Regions from separate parts of the Homo sapiens genome. Here region 1 is linked to region 2. Evidence: read pairs that join two places in POLR2A ChIA-PET (ENCODE). Cell type or tissue: PC-9. All regions are shown on one strand. Each heading gives the region's core, and the rest is flanking DNA. Links, peaks and the distances in the headings are about the cores only. Region 1 has its middle 57 kb from the start of SCGB1A1. Region 2 overlaps EEF1G (eukaryotic translation elongation factor 1 gamma).

The links. ChIA-PET counts read pairs that join two places held together with the same protein. Peaks named below come from ENCODE experiments on the same cell type or tissue, not always from the same donor. Only the 100,000 strongest peaks of a DNase experiment are listed, where the experiment ranks them.
Region 1: POLR2A ChIA-PET joins it to region 2 with 12 read pairs; 15 of 35 experiments call an interaction of 5 or more read pairs at or near these places.

What each region holds. Positions count from the first base shown.
Region 1 is chr11:62,467,800-62,483,736 of GRCh38, forward strand. It overlaps a transcript of AHNAK not described here. Among named protein-coding and RNA genes, the nearest start is that of SCGB1A1, 57 kb to the left of the region's middle. In PC-9, for the core only: no CTCF peak of the experiment used is centred there; no DNase peak of the experiment used is centred there; H3K27ac peaks cover 1,275 bases.
Region 2 is chr11:62,567,575-62,571,353 of GRCh38, forward strand. It overlaps EEF1G (eukaryotic translation elongation factor 1 gamma), which reads right to left. Exons shown (of 10, transcript NM_001404.5): 5 at 3,391-3,534. Among named protein-coding and RNA genes, the nearest start is that of MIR6747, 2.4 kb to the left of the region's middle. In PC-9, for the core only: no CTCF peak of the experiment used is centred there; no DNase peak of the experiment used is centred there; H3K27ac peaks cover 312 bases.

The DNA of each region.
Region 1 (15,937 bases), core at 5,693-8,192, 94 kb before region 2:
ACCCTACTAAAACTTTCAGCAACACATCTCTTCAGTATATATTCAGTGGCCCAAAATGTCATTTTCTCAGACAAATGGCTGCATATCATTCACTTCTTTGAAGTTCAGTTCAGCTCACAAAGTACTTCCTGAAGCCTTATCTCAGGTCAGACACAGTGCCGGGGTCAAGGGCTCAAAGATGAGTAAACAACACAAGGTCCCTGTCCTCTAGAATCTTCTTCCATTGAGGGATGATGATATTAGTTATATTAATTACATGGTGATTTGGCTGGGCACAGTGGCTCATGCCTGTAATCCTAGCACTTTGGGAGGCCGAAATGGGCGTTATCACTTGAGGTCAGGAGTTTGAGACTGCCTAGGCAACATGGCAAGACTCCGTCTCTACTAAAATACAAAAACTTAGCCAGGTGTGATGGCACGCGCCTGTAGTCCTAGCTACTTGGGAGGTTGAGGCAGGAGAATCGCTTGAACCTGGGAGGTGGAGGTTGCAGTGAGCTGAGATGGCCCCATTGCACTCCAGCCTGGGTGACAAAGCGAGACTCTGTCTCCCAAAAAAAAGAAAAAAAAAAAAAATATATATATATATGGGGATTTTATTCACAGAGACAGACTACAGTAAGAGCTAGGGTTGGGGTGCATAATGTATGGGCATGTGTGTACAGGTTGCTAAATAAAATTATAGGAGGCCATTGGTTTGGACTGAGCTCCTGCCCTAGGCCCAACAGATCAAACCAAAATGGAATTATTCATGCTCAAGTTCCACACCACCAAGCCAAAACTGTTCATCTGACCTTCTGAGAAATCAGGAGAAAGAGGGATAACAGCCGAATCCTCAAAAAGGCCAGTTTCAGCCAGCATGATAAGGAAGTGTCCTCTGCTTTAGCCTTTACAAGGAGGTCAAACTTCCCATGCTGATCAGTAGTGGGACTGTGCCTGTGAAGAGTCACTGCACACCAGCCTGGGCAACATAGTGAGACCCCATCTCTAGCTTAAAACAAACAAAAAAATTAAACCCTTTATAAGGACAGTAACTCTGAGACGACCCATCTGCTTTTTGTTCTCTGTTTCTGCTTTCCTCAGCTCTTTTCTGTCTTTAAAGTTAACCTCCTCTGCTCAGCTTCTTGGAACATTCATTTCATTTTGTAGAATAAGACACTGCATGATTCTAGAACTGCAAATAACAGCCAATTGGTTTGTTCTTTTTTGTGTATATGGAGAACGAGGTCTCACTATTTTGCCCAGGCAGGTCTCAAGCGATCCTCCCACCTCTGCCTCCTAGCTTGGTGTGAGCCACTTAGCCCGGCCCAATTGGGATCTCCTGATTTCCTTTTTCTTTTTTTGAGTCGGAGTCTTGTTCTGTTGCCCAGGCTGGAGTGCAGTGGTGTGGTCTTGGCTTACTGCAAACTCTGCCTCCTGGATTCAAGAGATCCTACTGCCTCAGCCTCCAGAGTACCTAGGACTACAGGTGCATGCCACCACACCCATCTAATTTTTATATTTTTAGTAAAGAGGATGTTTCACCATGTTGGCCAGGCTGGTCTTGAATTCCTGTCCTCAAGTGATCCACCTGCCTCAGCCTCCCAAAGTGCTGGGATTACAGGCGTGAACTACTGCGTCCAGCCCCAATTAGGATCTTTAACTAACTAAACATGTTGTAATTTTTGTTTGTTTGTTTGTTTGTTCGAGACAGAGTCTCACTCCATCACCCAGGCTGGAGTGCAGTTATGCAATGTCAGCTCACTGTAACCTCCGCCTCCCAGGTTCAAGCAATTGTCGTGCCTCAGCCTCCCTAGTAGCTGGAATTACAGGTATTTGCCACTACACCCAGATAAATTTTTTTGTATTTTTAGTAGAGATGGGGTTTCACTGTGTTGGCCAGGCTGGTCTTGAACTCCTGGCCTCACGTGATCTGCCCACCTCAACCTCCCAAAGTGCTGGGATTATAGGTGTGAGCCACTACGTGGGGCCTACGTGTAATTTTTGTCTTTTGACCAGATATAGCAATAGGTAATTCCACCAGGGGGAGAGGTGTCAGAAACAGAGAAAGTAACCTGTGAAACTGATTGAGTTCACAAAGTGGACAAGATAGGAAAAACAAAAAGCACAGTTCATCAATGTGTGTACTCAATCATAAACCAAAAATCACATGAAAAACCTCATAGGGTTTAGAGAATAACTCTCATAACTAGAGCTCTGGCCCCTAGCTATCAAAACCACAAAAGTTGGCCACGTGCAGTGCTCACGCCCGTAATCCCAGCACTTTGGGAGGCCAAGGTGGGCGGATCACAAAGTCAAGAGATCGAGACCATCCTGGCCAACATAGTGAAACCCCATCTCTACTAAAAATACAAAAATTAGCCGTGTGTGGCCAGGTGCAGTGGCTCACGCCTGTAATCCCAGCACTTTGGGAAGCTGAGGTGGGCAGATCACAAGGTCAGGAGTTTGAGACCAGCCTGACCAACATGGTGAAACTCTGTCTCTACTAAAAATACAAAAATTAGCCAGGCATGGTGGCATGCGCCTGTAATCCCAGCTACTCAGGAGGTTGAGGCAAGAGAATCGCTTGAACCCGGGAGGTGGAGGTTGCAGTGAGCTAAGATTGTACCACTGCACTCCAGCCTGGGTGACAGCAAGACTCTGTCTCAAAAAAAAAAAAATTAGCTGGGCGTGGTGACACACGCCTATAGTCCTAGCTACTCGGGAGGCTGAGACAGGAGAATCGCTTGAACCCGGGAGGCGGAGATTGCAGTGAGCCGAGATCGCGCCACTGCACTCCAGCCTGGGCGACAGTGAGAGACTGTCTCAAAAAACAAAAAACAAAAAACAAAAAGCTGAGTTTAAAACCCATCATCCAGATGCTCATTAATGCAGCCACAGAGTGGGGCTTGGGTGCTGATTAAAGAGTCCGACAGTGATCATCCCAGGTGGGCAACATCAATTTCAATGATGACTTCCACCAGATCATCATCTCCCACCAACCTCCATCTGTCACCTCTTTTTTCTTTCAGGGAAAAAAAAAAACCAAAACTTCTAAACAGCCACATTGTTCACAATAATCCAGTGCTTACCCAGCTGCTGAACTTCAATAGAAGAACTAAATAATACAAGATGCTGGGCCTGTTCCAGTCCCCCGAGACCTGACCGTCCCTGCTGGACAACTCAGATGCCTCATCCACCTGGGGTCAACCCCTGCAAGCTGAAAGAACGTCAGATTTTATTTATACCAATACGAAAGAAGGCTTTGGGGAGAAACTTTTGTCAGGCAAGAGCTTCAGCCTCCTGCATCCAGCTGCAGGGATGATGGCCCATGGGGAGGTGGCACACCTCAGAGGAGTCTTTTTCTGACTGCAAACACAGTCCAAGCTACCCTGGAGCAGAGTTTCTTAATAGTGACGCCTTTGACATTTTGGGCCAAAGGATTCTTTGCTGTGGGAGGCCGTCCTGTATGTTGCAGGATGTTGAGGCTACTAGGGGGGCTTTGGTTGTCGCAACTAGGGGGGGCTTCCACTGGCATCCAGTGGGCAGAAGGCACGCCAGGCTAATTTTTGTATTTTTAGTAGAGACGGAGTTTCGCCATGTTGGCCAGGCTGGTCTTGAACTCCTGACCTCAGGTGATCCGCCCACCTCAGCCTCCCAAAGTGCTGGGATTACAGGCATAAGCCACCATGCCTGACCAATTTTATACAATGTTTTAAATAATTTTGTGCATTAAACAGAATTTTGACTGTGACCTGTCACATGAGGTCAGGTGTGGAATTTTCCATTTGTGGCATCATGTCAGCACTCAAAAAAGTTTGGGTTTTGGGACATTTTGGATTTCGGATTTTTGGATTAGGGATGCTCAACCTGCACTATCACTGTACATGTTGCAAATGGGGAAGGTGAGGTTCAGAGCCCAGTAAAGGCCTGCTTGGGGGCCAGGCAGCCCATGGCAGGTGAAGCCGGACATGCCCTGAGGCCTGGGTGTGGGAGACTGGCCGGGATGCGGGTACCCACAGGCACCCCTCAGCCCCGCACACTGGCAGTTAGGAGAAAGAGAATGGCAGAGAGAAAGGGATCTGAGAAAAGCAAGAAGAGCACAAATGAAGAAAGGGAGAGGTGAGATGGACAGGGAGAGGGGTGGAGAGATAGAGGAAGGCCCATCTGCCCAATCCCTGGGTGACTTAAGGGCTGCTACGACCACTCGCCCCAGGGTCTGGGTCATCTCCCCTTGGAGCCAGGAGGCTGCCCATGACCCGGGTCCTCCTCAGGAGGAAGCACGCACAGCCCCCTTGTTGAGGCAGAGGGCTGGCTCCGTATCAGTCCTTCCCTGTGCCCACAGGCCCCCTTTCCCACATCTCTGGCCTCCTTGCCTTCACTGACTTCCCATGCCGTCACACCACCTGCCTCTAGACCTAGAGTGGGCCCAGCCCCGGCCTCCACTTGGATTGACCTCTGTGGCTCTCACCCGACTCCTCTCACCCTCTGTAGACCGCACAGCCAGACACCCACCTGACCCAGACCCTCCCCACTGCTGGCCTTCCTTTATCAGCTCCTTGCCTTCCCCTCTGACCCATGGCTCACTGACCCTCCCTGCATGGGCCAGTCCTCACAACTGTTCTTCTACTGTCCTTCCACTCTGAGTTCTTAGGCTTTTGTCAACACCCCAGCCCTCAGCAATGCCTGCCAGAAACCACCCCAATCCCAAGGCCCCACTGTCACCCTTACCCAAATCTCCTCCTTCCCGCCTCTCAGCCCACACTCACTGATGAGTCATCATCCAGCCCTCACCATCCCTATGAAGTCAACCCTCAAACCCTGTGCCAGGACAGCACAGCCCCCACCCCCTGCCACCATCCTCTCCTATAAATTCTCAAAGAATGGTCCAGACTCCTACATGAGAACTACCAGGGCCCTTTGCTTAAAATACTGTGACAGTGAAATAAGCCAGACACAAAAAGACAAATGCTGTATAACTCCACTTATCTGAGGTACCTGCAGTAGTAAAATTCACGAAACAAAGTAGGGCTAGGTGCAGTGACTCATGCCTGTAATCCCAGCAATTTGAGAGGCCAAGGCGGGTGGATCGCTTGAGGTCAGGAGGTCAAGACCAGCCTGGCCAACATAGTGAAAACTTGTCTCTACTAAAAATACAAAAATTAGCCGAAACAGTGGTGCATGCCTGTAACCCAGCTACTCGGGAGGCTGAGGCACAAGAATCACTTGAACCCAGGAGGCAGAGGTTGCAGTGAGCCAAGTTCACACCACTATACTCCACCCTGGGCAACAGAGCAAGACTCCATCTCAAAAAAAAAAAAAAAAAAAAAAAAAAAAAAGGCCAGGTGCGGTGGCTCATGTCTGTAATCCCAACAGTTTGGGAAGCCAAAGCGGGTGGATCACAAGGTCAGGAGTTCGAGACCAGCCTGGTCAACATGGTGAAACCCTGTCTCTACTAAAGACACAAAAAAATTAGCCGGGCATGGTGGCGGGCACCTGTAATCCCAGCTACTTGAGGGGCTGAGGCAGGAGAATCGCTTGAACTCAGAGGTTGCAGTGAGCCGAGATCATGCCATTGCACTCCAGCTTGGGCAAAAGGTCGAGACTCCATCTAAAAAAAAAAAAAAAAAAAAAAAAAGGCTGGGTGCGGTGGCTCACGCCTGTAATCCCAGCACTTTGGGAGGCCAAGGCGGGTGGACCACAAGGTCAGGAGATCGAGACCAAGGTGAAACCCCGTCTCTCCTAAAAATACAAAAACAATTAGTCGGGCGTGGTGGCAGGCGCCTGTAGTCCCAGTTACTCAGGAGGCTGAGACAGGAGACTGGCGTGAACCTGGGAGGCAGAGCTTGCAGTGAGCCAAGTTTGTGTCACTGCACTCCAGCCTGGGCGACAGAGCAAGACTCCGTCTCAAAAAAAAAAAAGCTGTATAAAACAATGATAGGAACCAGGCTCAGGTCACGCTATAATCCCAGCACTTTAGGAGGCTGAGGCTGGAGGATTGCTTGAGCCCAGGAGTTCCAGACCAGCCTGGACAACATGGTGAGACCCCCACCTCTACAAAAAAAATAAACAAAATTAGCTGGACATGGTGATGTGTGCCTGTAGTCTCAGCTACTCGGGAGGCTAAGGTAGGAGGATCACTGGAGGCTTGGAGGTTGAGGCTGCAGTGAGCCATGATCAAACCACTACACTCCAGCCTGGATGACAGAGTGATACCCTGTCTCAAAAAAAAAAAATAGGTAAGTGAGGTGACAGACATGTTAATGAGCTTGATTTAATCACTGTACATTGTATACATATATCAAATATGTCAATCAAAAATAATAGTAATAATTTATAAATAAAATAATTTAAAAATTAGAAATGCAATGACAAATCAGAAATCTTGGGAGGGGGCCCAGAAACCTACATCTTTTTTTTTTTTTTTGAAACAGAGTCTCGCTCTGTTGCCCAGGCTGGAGTGCAGTGGCACGATCTTGGCTCACTGCAACCTCCACCTCCCAGGTTCAAGTGATTCTCCTGCCTCAGCCTCCTGAGTAGCTGGGATTACAGGTGCATGCCACCACGCCCAGCTAATTTTTATATATTTAGTAGAGACGGGGTTTCACCACGTTAGTCAGGCTGGTCCTCGAACTGCTGACCTCGTGATCTGCCCTCAGCCTCCCAAAGTGCTGGGATTACAGGCATCAGCCACCACACCCGGCCCTCAGAAACCTACATCTTTAACCAGCTCCCCAGTGATTCTTATGCACCTTAAGTGGAAGAACTGAGAATTGCTGCCGCTTCTTAGCTGCGTAAGCTCGGCCAAGTTGCCAAAACTCTGCAGCCTCAATTTCCCCACCTGCGAATGGACACGAGGCCTTCCTCACAAGGATCTTGTGAGAGTCACATGAGATAAGGAATATAAAGAGCCAGGGACTGACAGCTGGTTGACAAAAGTGAGCTGGACATTTAGTCAGTTTGCGGACATACACTGAGCACCCCGTGCTGGGTCCTGGAAATAGGAGAGTGAGCAAACAATGTCCCAACATCCTGGTGCTTGAAGACAGTGGGGTGTCTTCCTTCTCCCACCTTCAGGCCTCTGAAAAGCTACCTGCTGGAAAGGAACATCTGGCAACAGGTAGGGAGGATCCTGACCTCAGAGGCTGGTGAGGAAGAGGGACCCAGGAGAAGCCGCTGCACTGGCAGGGACAGTGACAGAGGCGAGGTGCAGAGGGTCATCAGGGCACTTAAAAGGGGACCCTGGGCCGGGCACGGTGGCTCACGCCCGTAATCCCAACACTTTGGGAGGCAGAGGTGGGCGGATCACCTGAGGTCAGGAGTTCGAGACCAACCTGACCAACAAGGTGAAACCCTGTCTCTACTAAAAATACAAAAATTAGCCAGGCATAGTGGCAGGTGCCTGTAGTCCCAGCTACTCAGGAGGCTGAAACAGGAGAATTGCTCAAACCCAAGAGGCAGAGGTTGCAGTGAGCCGAGATCGCACCATTGCACTCCAACCTGGGGCAATAGAGCGAGACTTTGTCTCAAAAAAAAGGTGGGGGGACCCCTGCAGCCATCAAAATGAACAAGATCCTGTCTTTTGTGGGAACGTGGATGGAGGTGGAGGCCATTATCCTCAGCAAACTAACACAGGAACAGAAAACCAAATATGGCATGTTCTCACTTATAAGTGGGAGCTAAATGATGAGCACTCATAAACACAAAGAAGGGAGCAACTGACACTGAGGTCTATTGGGTTGGTGCAAAAGTAACTGCACTTTTGCATTGTTGAAATTTGCGTTTGATATTGGAATATATTCTTAAATAAATGTGGTTATGTTATACTTTTTTTTTTTTTTTTTTTTTAGACAGAGTCTCACTCTGTCACCCAGGCCAGAGTGCAGTGGCGCGATCTCAGCTCACCGAAACCTCTGCCTTCTGGTCTCAGGTGATTCTCCTGCCCCAGCCTCCCAAGTAGCTGGGATTACAGGCGCCCGCCATCACACCCAGCTAATTTTTGTATTTTTAGTAGAGACGAGGTTTCACCATGTTGGCCAGGCTCGTCTCGAGCTCCTGACCTCAGGTGATCCGCCCGCCTCAGTCTCCCAAAGTGCTGGGATTACAGGTGTGAGCCACCGCCCCCGGCTATATATCACTTGAAGGCGCATTTCTCGCCTTAAGTTTTTTTGCTAATGACTTATTACTTGCTGTTTATTTTATGTTTATTTTAGACTATGGAAATTATGTTAGACCAAAGCAAATTCAAGCTATTTTCTTATTCAAGTTCAAAATGGGTTGTAAAGCAGCAGAGACAACTGGCAACATCAATGCATTCGGCCCAGGAACCGCTAATGAGCATACAGTGCAGTGGTGGTACAAGTTCTGGCCGGACGGCTGAGGCAGCCGGATCACCTGAGGTCAGGAGTTCGAGATCAGCCTGGCCAACATGGCGAAACTCCCATCTCTACTAAAAATACAAAAATTAGCTGGGCATGGTGGCGCATGGCTATAATTCCAGCTACTTGCTAGGCTGAGGCAGGAGAATCACTTGAACCTGGCAGGCAGAGGTTGTAATGAGCCGAGATTGCACCACTGCTCTCCACCCTGCCTGGGCGACAGAGCAAGACTCCGTCTCAAAAAAAAGTTTTGCAAAGGAGACAAGAGCCTTGAAGATGAGGAGCGTCGTGGCGCCAGCCATTAGAAGTTGACAATGACCAATTGAGAGAAATAATCAAAGACCCTCTTAAACCTACACGAGAAGTTCCCGAAGAACTCAACATGGACATTGGACGGTCGTTCAGCATTTGAAGCAAATTGGAAAGGTGAAAAAGCTTTATAAGTGGGTGCCTCATGAGCTGAGCAAAAATTAAAACAAAACAAACAAAAAAAAACATCATTTTGAAATGTCTTCTCTTATTCTACGCAACAACAATGAACCATTTCTCGATCAGATTGTGACGTGAGACAAAAAGTGGATTTTAAACGACAACTGTCGATGACCGGTGGTTGGACCAAGAGAAAGAAGCTCCAAAGCACTTCCCAAAGCCAAGCTTGTACCAAAAGAAGGTCATGGTCACTGGTGGTCTGCTGCCAGTCTGATCCACTACAGCTTTCTGAATCCTGGCAAAACCATTACATTTAAGATATATGCTCAGCAAATTGATGAGATGCACCAAAAACTGCAATGCCTGCAGCCGGCATTGGTTGCAGAAATCACCCAATTCTTCTCCATGACAATGCCCGACCGCATGTCACACAACACTTCAAAAGTTGAACGAATTGTACTACGAAGTTTTGCCTCCTCTGCCATATTCACTTGACCTCTCGCCAACTGACTACCACTTCTTCAGGCATCTCGACAACTTTTTGCAGGGAAAACGCTTCCACAACCAGCAGGATGCAGAAAATGCTTTCTAAGAGTTCGTCGAATCCCGAAGCATGGATTTATATGCTACAGGAATGAAAAAACTTATTTCTCATTAGCAAAAATGTGTTGATTGTAACGCTTCCTATTTTGGTTAATAAAGATGTGTTTGAGCCTAGTTATAATGATTTCAAATACATGGTCTGAAGCCGCAATTATTTTTGCACCAATACTTGAGGGTGGAGGGTGGGAGGAGGAGAGAGAGAAGCAGAAAAGATAACTATTGGGTACTGAACTTAATTCCTGGGTGATGAAATAACCTGTACAACAAGCCCCGTGTCATGAGTGTACCTATGTAGCAAACATTCACATGCACCCCCGAACCTAAAATAAAAGTTATAGGGCAAGTGCCGTGGCTCACGCCTGTAATCCCAGCACTTTGGGAGGCCAAGGCGGGCAGATCACAGGTCAGGAGTTCGAGACCAGCCTGGCCAACATGGTGAAACCCCTCTGTACTAAAAATAACAAAAATTAGCCAGGCATGGTGGCCGGCGCCTGTAGTCCCAGCTACTAGGGAGGCTGAGGCAGGAGAATCACTTGAACCCGGGAGGCGGAGGTTGCAGTGAGCTGAGACCGCGCCACTGCACTCCAGCCTAGGCAAAAGAGTGAAACTCCATCTCAAAAAAAAAAAAAAGTTATAAAAAGCAGGGGGATCCCAGTCAAGCCCTGGGCCAAGGCTTTCCAGAGGTGGTGATGGTTGTGCAGAAACCTGGAAGATAATTGGCTTAGGGGATGGGGGGCCTTCCTGGCCAAGGAGTAACATGTGTATAGGTACAGAGGCCTCTGGAACATTTGAGGAAGCGAAAGAAGGCCAGGGTGGTGAAGCCCGGGACCTGTACACCAAGAGCAAAGGGAAGTCAGGTGGACTCAAAATCCTCCCAGGAATTCCTCTCCGCAGGACTCAGTGCTATCTTAAGAGCAGAGCCCCTGGCCTCCCATCTCCTCCCCCACTATTCCAGGTGGTTTCTTAGAATGGCCTCTCACCACCACCCGCAGCCTCACCCAGCAGATCTGGTCAGGTCTGGTCAGCACACACATTCGCTCTTCTTCTCAGCTAGGGCCCAGGGGCTAAGCAGGAGCTGGGGCTGAGCCCCTGAGGTCTTTTCACACTAAGACTGGACCCTCCAGCCCCTGACAGGGCTCACCCCAGGGCTCCCCAACAAATTCAGGAGAGCAATGATACAAGAATGCCTCTTCTTTGATTTTGTTCTTGTCCTTTACTTCTCCCAAATTATTGCCCCTAGCAATGCCTAGAAAACAGGACAGGGTGCCGGGTGCCGGTGGCTCACTCCTGCAATCCCAGCAGTTTGGGAGGCCAAGGTTGGGGCTTGGAGATGGAGATTGCTTGAGCCCAGGAGTTCCTGACCAACCTAGGCAACACGGCAAGACCTCATCTCTACAACAACAACGACAAAAATTAGCTGGGCATGGTGGCACACGCCTGTGGTCCTAGCTACTCAGGAGACTGAGGTGCGAGGATCGCTTGAACCCAGGAGATCGATCCTCCTGCAGTGAGCCGTGATCATACCACTGCACTCCAGCCTGGGTGACAGAATGAGACCCTGCCTCAAAAAAAAAAAAAAAAAAAAAGAGAGAGAAAAGAAAAGAGCAAAAGAGGAAAATGTACACCATTAATACACCATTAAAAAAATCCCTCCTAGGCCTTTGATGACACTGTTTCACTAATTTTTTTTGTTTGTTTGTTTGTTTCTAAAACAGAGTCTTGCTCTGTCTCCCAGGCTGGAGTACAGTGGCGCAATCTCAGCTCACTACAACCTCCGCCTCCTGGATTCAAGTGATTCTCCTGCCTCAGCCTCCTGAGTAGCTGGAACTACAGACACATGCCACTGCGCTCGGCTAATTTCTTTTCATTAATGTTGACACAGTTAAGATGACAGAGTCTGTCTACTTCAGCACTTATTGTAATAAGATAGTAGGACAACTTTTCTAAGAGCTTTGCTTTCTTTTCTTTTTTTTTCTTTTTTCTTTTTTTTTTTTTTTTTGATACGGAGTTTCCCTCTTGTTACCCAGGTTGGGGTACAATGGCACGATCTCGGCTCACTGCAACCTCTGCCTCCCAGGTTCAAGTGATTTTCCTGCCTCGGCCTCCCGAGTAGCTGGGATTACAGGCATGCACCACCACGTCTGGCTAATTTTGTATTTTTAATGGAGACAGGGTTTCTCCACGTTGGTCAGGCTGATCTCGAACTCCTGACCTCAGGTGATCCGTCTACCTCAGCCTCCCAAAGTACTGGGATTACGGGCGTGAGCTACCCTGCCCAGCCCCTTTTTTTTTTTTAAGAGAGCCATTACTTGGGTAGTTTGGGGTCTGCGAAGTGCTAAAAATACTAGAAAATTACCTGAATATTTTTGTCAGGCCAACATTTTTGTCTTGGGTACAAGGAGGGTGGGAAGTTTGCCAGACTGCTCATAAGCCTTCTATTAAGATGTTTCCCTAAGAACCTGTCACCATGCAGAGGGGAATACCCCATACAAGCAGCAGGTCTCCATCTCCCCAACCAAATGCCTTCCATTCCCTTCTTCCACGACGCACGAAACAGATAAGGCATGAAATCAAAGCTCTCTTTCCAGAACCGGCTCTCCAAGTGGGTGATCCATTCCTGCATGCAATCTTGTCCTTTTGCCTGTTTAACTGTGAAACTATTCTTGAAAGTATTCCAAAGTGGCTTTAGGGAATATTCATATCTTGACTGTTTTTCACTTCAATAAAAAGTTAAGGCAAACTTGGCCCATTCCGGGGAGCTGGAATCCAGAGGGGAGGGAGATGAGGTCCCAGTGCTCCTTCTGGCTGGGTTCTGCCGGATTTATAGGAGGGCCTCACACCCCTCACCCCTGATTTCAAGCAGGAGGGTAGCAGGCAGAGCTTGGGAAGCCTCACCCGGACCCTGCCACCTGCCAGGAAGGTCAGGGCCCTGCTCCCCTGCCTGTGCCCACTGCTGGGAGCAGGCTGGACCCAGTGGCCAGCTGTCCTGGACAGTGACAGCCACAGAACCCTCAGCCCTGCCAATCTTGCCTCGGATCCTTTCTAAATCCCTTTAGCAGTTGATACTTTAGGGGTGGGAGGAAATAAATCTCAAGGGTTAAATTAAATTTCTGCTTGTGACAGAGTTCACTCCAGGTACATCCATTCAGAGGCTAATCAGGCAAACCTGAGATTAACAGAGAAAGGCCTGACTTTGCCAGGCACAGTGACTCACGCCTGTAATCCCAGCACTTTGGGAGGCCGAGGTGGGTGGATCACAAGGTCGGGAGTTCAAGATCCGCCTGGCCAAGATGGTGAAACCCCGTCTCTACTAAAAAATACAAAAATTAGCCGGGCACGGTGGCGGGTGCCTGTAATCCCAGCTACGTGGGAGGTTGAAGCAGGAGAATCGCTTGAACCCGGGAGGTGGAGGTTGCAGTGAGCCGAGATTGCGCCATTGCACTCCAGCCTGGGTGACAGAGCAAGACTCTATCTCAAAAAAAGAAAAGAAAAGAAAAGAAAAAAAAGAAAGGCCTGACTCTTTCTCAGTGGTCCTGGACTCTGAAACCCTGACCTCTGTCCCCAAACAGGGCCTTCCTTCCTGAGCTCTCTGCTATGCAAGGAATTCTGCGTGCAGTTAAAAAAAAAAAAAAAAAAAAAAAACCTGGATTTGCTGCCTTCTGGTCTGACCAAGTTGGAATGCGCAGCGTGAAGAAATGCTCGTTGCCTAGGCAGGAACAGCCATCCACAGGAAAACAGACCTCAGTAAATAATGTCCTCGACCTTCCCCCAAAAGCCCAGAGGCTGCCTCCTGTGAGTAACCGATGAAACCCGAGGCGCTCCTGTAGCTCCTGGGCTGATCCCTCTCCAGGAGATGACTTGGATGAGAAGGAAGGTGCTATGGGCTTCTCTTTTCTTTTTTTGGTTTTTTTTTTTTTGGTTTTTTTTTTGTTTTTTTGAGACAGAGTTTCGCACTTGTTGCCCAGACTGGAGTGCAGTGGCGCAGTCACGGCTCACTGCAACCTCTGCCTCCCGAGTTCAAGCAGTTCTCCTGTCTCAACCTCCCGAGTAGCTGGGATTACAGGTGCCCACCACTGCACCCAGCTAATTTTTGTATTTTTTAGTAGAGACAGAGTTTCACCATTTTGGCCAGGCTGGTCCTGAACTCCTGATCTCAGGTAATCCACCCACCTCGGCCTCCCAGAGTGCTGGGACTACAGGAGTGAGCCACTGTACCTGGCCTTGGGCTTCCCCTTTCTTCCATTTCCCTTGCACCATCTTTGTCTGGACCCTCAGGGTCTCGTCCCTGCCTCCACACCTCCCACCCTCAAACCTACCATTGCTACCCAAAAACCTCCCTAGACCTCAGCTTCTAGCAAGTCACCCTTCAATACTCTTTATTTTTTATTTATTTATTTATTTATTTATTTAGAGACTGAGTCTCGCTCTTTCTCCTAGGCTGGAGTGCAGTGACACGATCTTGGCTCACTGCAAGCTCCGCCTCCCGGGTTTATGCCATTCTCCTGCCTCAGCCTCTTGAGTAGCTGGGACTACAAGTGCCCACCACCATGCCTGGCTAATTTTTTGTATTTTTAGTAGAGACGGGGTTTCACCGTGGTCTCGATCTCCTGACCTCGTGATCGACCCACCTCGGCCTCCCAAAGTGCTGGGATTACAGGCGTGAACCACCGCGCCTGGCCCTTCAATACTCTTTAAAGTCTGAGTTCTTCAACCCTCTGCCTTGATGTTAAGACCTTTTACGATCCATCTCCGCCCTCTTGCCCCATCTCCCCCACCATTCCCCAATGCATGCCCTGTGTCGGGTGAGGTCAGTCTCTCTTCCCTGCTGGGTCAGCCATGCTCACTCCATCCCTGGCCCGTCACTCATGTTGTCTACATGTGGAGCTCTCCTTCAAGGCCCAGCTCATATCTCTCTTCCTCCATGAAACCTTCATCAAGATGTATTTAGGCCGGGTGCAGTGGCTCACATCTGTAATCCCAGCACTTTGGGAGCCCAAGGCGGACTGCTCACTTGAGGCCCGGAGTTCGAGACCATCCTGGCCAACATGGGGAAACCCCATCTCTACTAAAAATACAAAATTTATCCGGGCGTGGTGGTGCGTGCCTGTAGTTCCAGCTACTCAGGAAGCTGAGGCAGGAGAATCATTTGAGCCCAGGAGGCAAAGGTTGCAGTGAGCTGAGATCGCGCCACTGCACTCCAGCCTAAGTGACAGAGCGAGACTGTCTCAAAAAAAAAAATGTAGTATTTAACAGAAAGGACTCTGGAGCCCCCCTGGGTTCAAATACTGGCTTTGCCCTTCCGTTCTCTCAATGACTTTGGGCAAATTACCTAATCCTTCTGTGCCTCAGATTCCTCCACTGCCAAATCGGGATATAATTGCACCTACTCACGAGAGCTACCGTGAGGATGAAATAAATGACATCACATAAAGCATTTACGCCATGCCCGACACATAGAAAGCACCTCAGAGGGTGAGTGCTTACTGTTACCTGAGCATGCCATCCCTCCCTCATACTCTTTTCCCCAGAATGTCTCCATCTAGCATGGTAGAGACCACACCTGTCAAATTCATCTTGTACTGCTCACTGCAATTTCATGTGTAGCAAAGAGGAACAGGAACATTTTATCTGTAATCGTAGCATCGATAAGCAATAGCTTATTCATGAATGTAAAATATTCCTCATTCGTAATGTGCAGAATAAGCAGGAGAACTGGCCCTGCTTCCTCCTGGTATAATTTAACCCTTAAGAGGCCTAGGAGGAAAAAGACAGGGCAAACTATCAGGAACACAAAGACACACAAAAACGTCCACAGGATGGTCATTTGAACACCAAAAGGACAATCATTTGAACGACATGGTTTCACACCAAGAAGCACTGCCTGGAGAGTGACCTGGTCAGAGGTGGGAAACTCCACCAGCATCTGTTCCTCCTGAAAGTGAACAGCAGCCGAGTGACAGAAGACCCCGAAGGCCCAGGGCCCAAGGGACGCTACGTGGCAACAGCATCGGGGTAGGGTGGGCTGCAGGCCTTCTGCTTTACCAGAAGAATGCTGCAGGCTCATGAATCAATCAGTTCAGAGCTCAGGATGATACGGGAGTCGGGGGCCACTCAGCCTTTTCTGGCCTCCATTCCTTCAGCTTTAATTTGAAGAGAACTGGTGGAAACAGAGGATCACTAACAAATCATCCAGTTCTGAAATTCTGTCCTGTGCCAAAATGATCTACACAACACTCTCTACATAGATCAAGAAAGGGCGGGCCGGGCGCGGTGGCTCGCGCCTGTAATCCCAGCACTCTGGGAGGCCGAGGCGGGCGGATCACGAGGTCAGGAGATCGAGACCATCCTGGCTAACACGGTGAAACCCCGTCTCTACTAAAAAAAAAACTACAGCCAGGCGCGGTGGCTCACGCCTGTAATCCCAGCGCTTTGGGAGGCCGAGGCAGGCGGATCATGAGGTCAGGAGATCGAGACCATCCTGGCTAACACGGTGAAACCCTGTCTCTACTAAAAATACAAAAAAAATAGCCAGGCGTGGTGGCTGGCACCTG
Region 2 (3,779 bases), core at 60-2,559:
AGAGTTCTGTTCACAGCAAGAGTCCTTGCTCTACCTAAGTCCCAGTGCTCACCTTCTTTTCAAACCCTATAGACAATAGCTTCATACAACATCATCCTTCCCTGGATTACTTCCCATTTCTTCATTTTTTTCAATTTTTTTTTTTTTTGAGACAGAGTCTCACTCTATCGCTCAGGCTGGGGTGCAATGGCGTGATCTCAGCTCACTGCAGCCTCCATCTCCTGGGTTCAAGTGATTCTCGTGCCTCAGCCTCCCATGCCTTAGCCTTCTGAGTAGCTGGGACTACAGGTGCCTGCCACCACACCCAGCTAATTTTTGTACTTTTAGTAGAGATGGGGTTTCGCCCTGTTGGCCAGGCTGTTCTCGAACTCTGACCTCAAGTGATCCGCCCACCTCGGCCTCCCAAACTGCTGGGATCTCCGAGGCGGGCGGATCACGAGGTCAGGAGATCGAGACCATCCTGGCTAACACGGTGAACCCCCATCTCTCCTAAAAATAAAAAAATTAGCTGGGCGTGATGGCGGGCAGCTGTAGTCCCAGCTACTCGGGACGCTAAGGCAGGAGAATGGCGTGAACCCGGGAGGCGGAGCTTGCAGTGAGCGGAGATCGCGGCACTGCATTCCAGCCTGGGTGACAGAGTGACTCTGTCTCAAAAAAAAAAAAATTAGCTGGGCGTGGTGGCACGTGCCTGTAGTCCCAGCTACTCCAGAGGCTGAGGCAGGAGACTCACTTAAACCCAGGAGGTGGAGGTTGCAGTGAACCGAGATCACGCCACTGCACTCCAGCTTGGGTGACAGAGTGAGACTCTGTCTCAAAAAAAAAAAAAAAAAAAAAAAATTTTAATAGAGATGGGGTCTCACTATGTTGCCCAGGCTTATCTTGAACTCGCATGCTCAAGCAATCCTCCTGCCCTGGCCTCCTAAAGTGCTGGGATTACCCGTGAGCCACCACACCTGGCCTCCATTTCTTTTTCTAATCTTTTTTTTCAGTGTAGTCCAGTTTAATGGATGGATGCTTGGGTCCATCCTCCATTTAGGAGTAGGAGTAATAATTGTCTTGCTCCTTTACAAAACTATTTCAGATCTACTGTTTCCAATCTTTTAAATTTCAAACGTCGGCCAGGAGCGGTGGCTCACGCCTATAATCCCAGCACTTTGGGAGGCCGAGGCGGGCAGATAACCTGAGGTCAGGAGTTCGAGACCAGCCTGGCAAACATGGTGAAACCCCGCCTCTCCTAAAAATACAAAAATCAGCCAGGCATGGTTGCACATGCCCGTAATCCCAGCTACTCAGGAGGCTGAGGCAAGAGAATCACTTGAACCCGGGAGGCAGAAGTTGCAGTGAGCCGAGATCGCGCCATCGCACTCCAGCCTGGGGGACAAGAGCGAGACTTCGTCTCAAAAAAAAAAAAAGATTGAGACCCACAGAGGGCTATCGAGGACTTTTTTGCCAAATAAAATCTAAACACTATAGGTATTTACTATCTATATTGGCCATACTATACACACACGCACACACACACACACACCCCCCACACCCACCCATCCATCAAACTTCAGAAAGTAAAGAACATTCAAAGAAAATATTCAAACGCATTTAGAATAATGGACAGTCCTGGCTGGGTGTGGTGGCTCACCCCCGCAATCCCAGCACTTGGGAGGCCGAGGCGGGTGGATCACCTGAGGTCCTCAGGAGATCAAGACCAGTCTGACCAACATGGCAAAACCCCATCTCTGCTAAAAATACAAAATTAGACGGGTTTGGTGGCGCATGCCTGTAATCCCAGCTACTTGGGAGGCTGAGGCAGGAGAATCGCTTGAACCTGGGAGGTGGAGGTTGCAATGAGCCAAGATCGTGCCACTGCACTCCAGCCTGGGTGACAGAGCAAGACTCTGTCAAAATAAATACATAAATAAATAAATAATGGACAGTCCTTCAAATTAAACTTAGTGTCTGGTGTATTAAGCATGGTCAAAGAAAAATAAGAATAAACAGCTTCAGGTAGAACTGTTGTCAGTTTTCAGTTTGCAAAGCTTCAGGTAGAACTGTTGTCATTTTTTAGTTTGCAAAGACCAGAAGAGGAAAAAAAATCTTGTCATGGAAACAGAACACAGCAGTCAGAGTGCTGGTTCCACAGTACTTGGGTTCAAATTCTACTCTACCACTTAGTAGATTCACTCACTAAGATGATCCCCATGAGGCCCCTGGCACAGGGTCTGGCATGCAGTAAGTGTTTTTTCTTTTGCTATGATCACATTACTATTCTGGACCAGCATCAGTCCAAGAGCTTTTATTTGGAAACCAGTGACTTGTCATTCTTTTTTGACCCAATAACCTTGACAGTGATTATTACTACCCTGATTTTATAGATTGCAAAGAGTAAAAAACAGGACTAAAGGAATTCACCCGCATATAACCCCTTACCTACATTGGTAAACAATGAAGCCAAGGCTTGAACCTGTATCTGTCTCCAAAAGAGCTTAAAGAGCTTTTTTTTTTTTTTTGAGATGGAGTCTCGCTCTTGTCCCCCAGGCTGGAGCACAGTAGCTGGATCTTGGCTCACTGCTACCTCCACCTCCTGGGTTCAAGCCATTCTCCTGCCTCAGCCTCCCAAGTAGCTGGGATTACAGGCTCCTACCACCACGCCCGGCTAATTTTCGTATTTTTAATAGAGACAGGGTTTCGCCATGCTGGCCAGGATGGTCTCGAACTCCTGACCTCAAGTGATCCACCCGCCTAGGCCTCCCAAAGTGCTGGGATTATAGGTGTTAGACACAGTGCCTGGCCTGCCTCCAAAAAGATCTTAATGCTGAAGCTACCATCATCACCTCTGTCTTCACAACTAAGAATAACCAATCTTCCCAGGAAATATGGCAACAAACTAAACATCTTAGCTGCCAAACAGAAACTAAAGGCAAGACATTACCCAGCTTCTTAAGAGAATGGAAAGCAAGTGATGGTACTCAGTCCTGGGATTCCTGGCTGTTTTTTGTTTGTTTTGACACGAAGTCTCACTCTCACCCAGGCTGGAGTGCAGTGGGGCGATCGCTGCTCACTGCAACCTCCACCTCCCAGATTCAAGTGATTCTTGTGCCTCAGCCTCCCAAGTAGCTGGGGCTATAGGTGTGCGCCACCACACCTGGCTAATTTTTTGTATTTTTAGTAGAGACAGGGTTTTACCATGTTGGCCAGGCTGGTCTCAAACTCCTGACCTCAGGTGATCTGCCTACCTCGGCCCCCCAGTGTGCTCGGATTACAGGCATGAGCCACTGCACCCACCTCTAGCTGTTTTCCAAGTCCTCAGCAGAATACAGGGTAACCTAGATACCTCGTCACTTTGTTTCTAATCCCCATCTACCCACTGCCAAATGGATTTTCCATAAACTTCACCTGCTTATAGAGCCACAACAGGGTGCAGACAACTGTGATGTCAGCCAATGTCACTCGTTCGCCCACCAGAAAAGTCCTCGTCTTCAAGTAAGCATCCAGCAGCCCCAGAATTCGCCTCACTTCCTCCTTTGCATTCTCAGTGGCCTAGTGATTCAACATGATAAAACTCATCAGTGGGTACCAATCCCTTTCCCTCACCTCCCCCATTAATAGAACTAAGAGGGCTATTTTCACCTAGAAGTCTGAGCTCACCCTCACTCTCTTTCAATGGAGGCAGATCCTAGGGTCATTCTAAATGTATTACAAACAATGAACTTCAGAGGTCCTCTGGTCCAGCCACCCCCTTACCATTTGGTATAATCTCTTCACAGCAGCAATCCCTCTTCTGA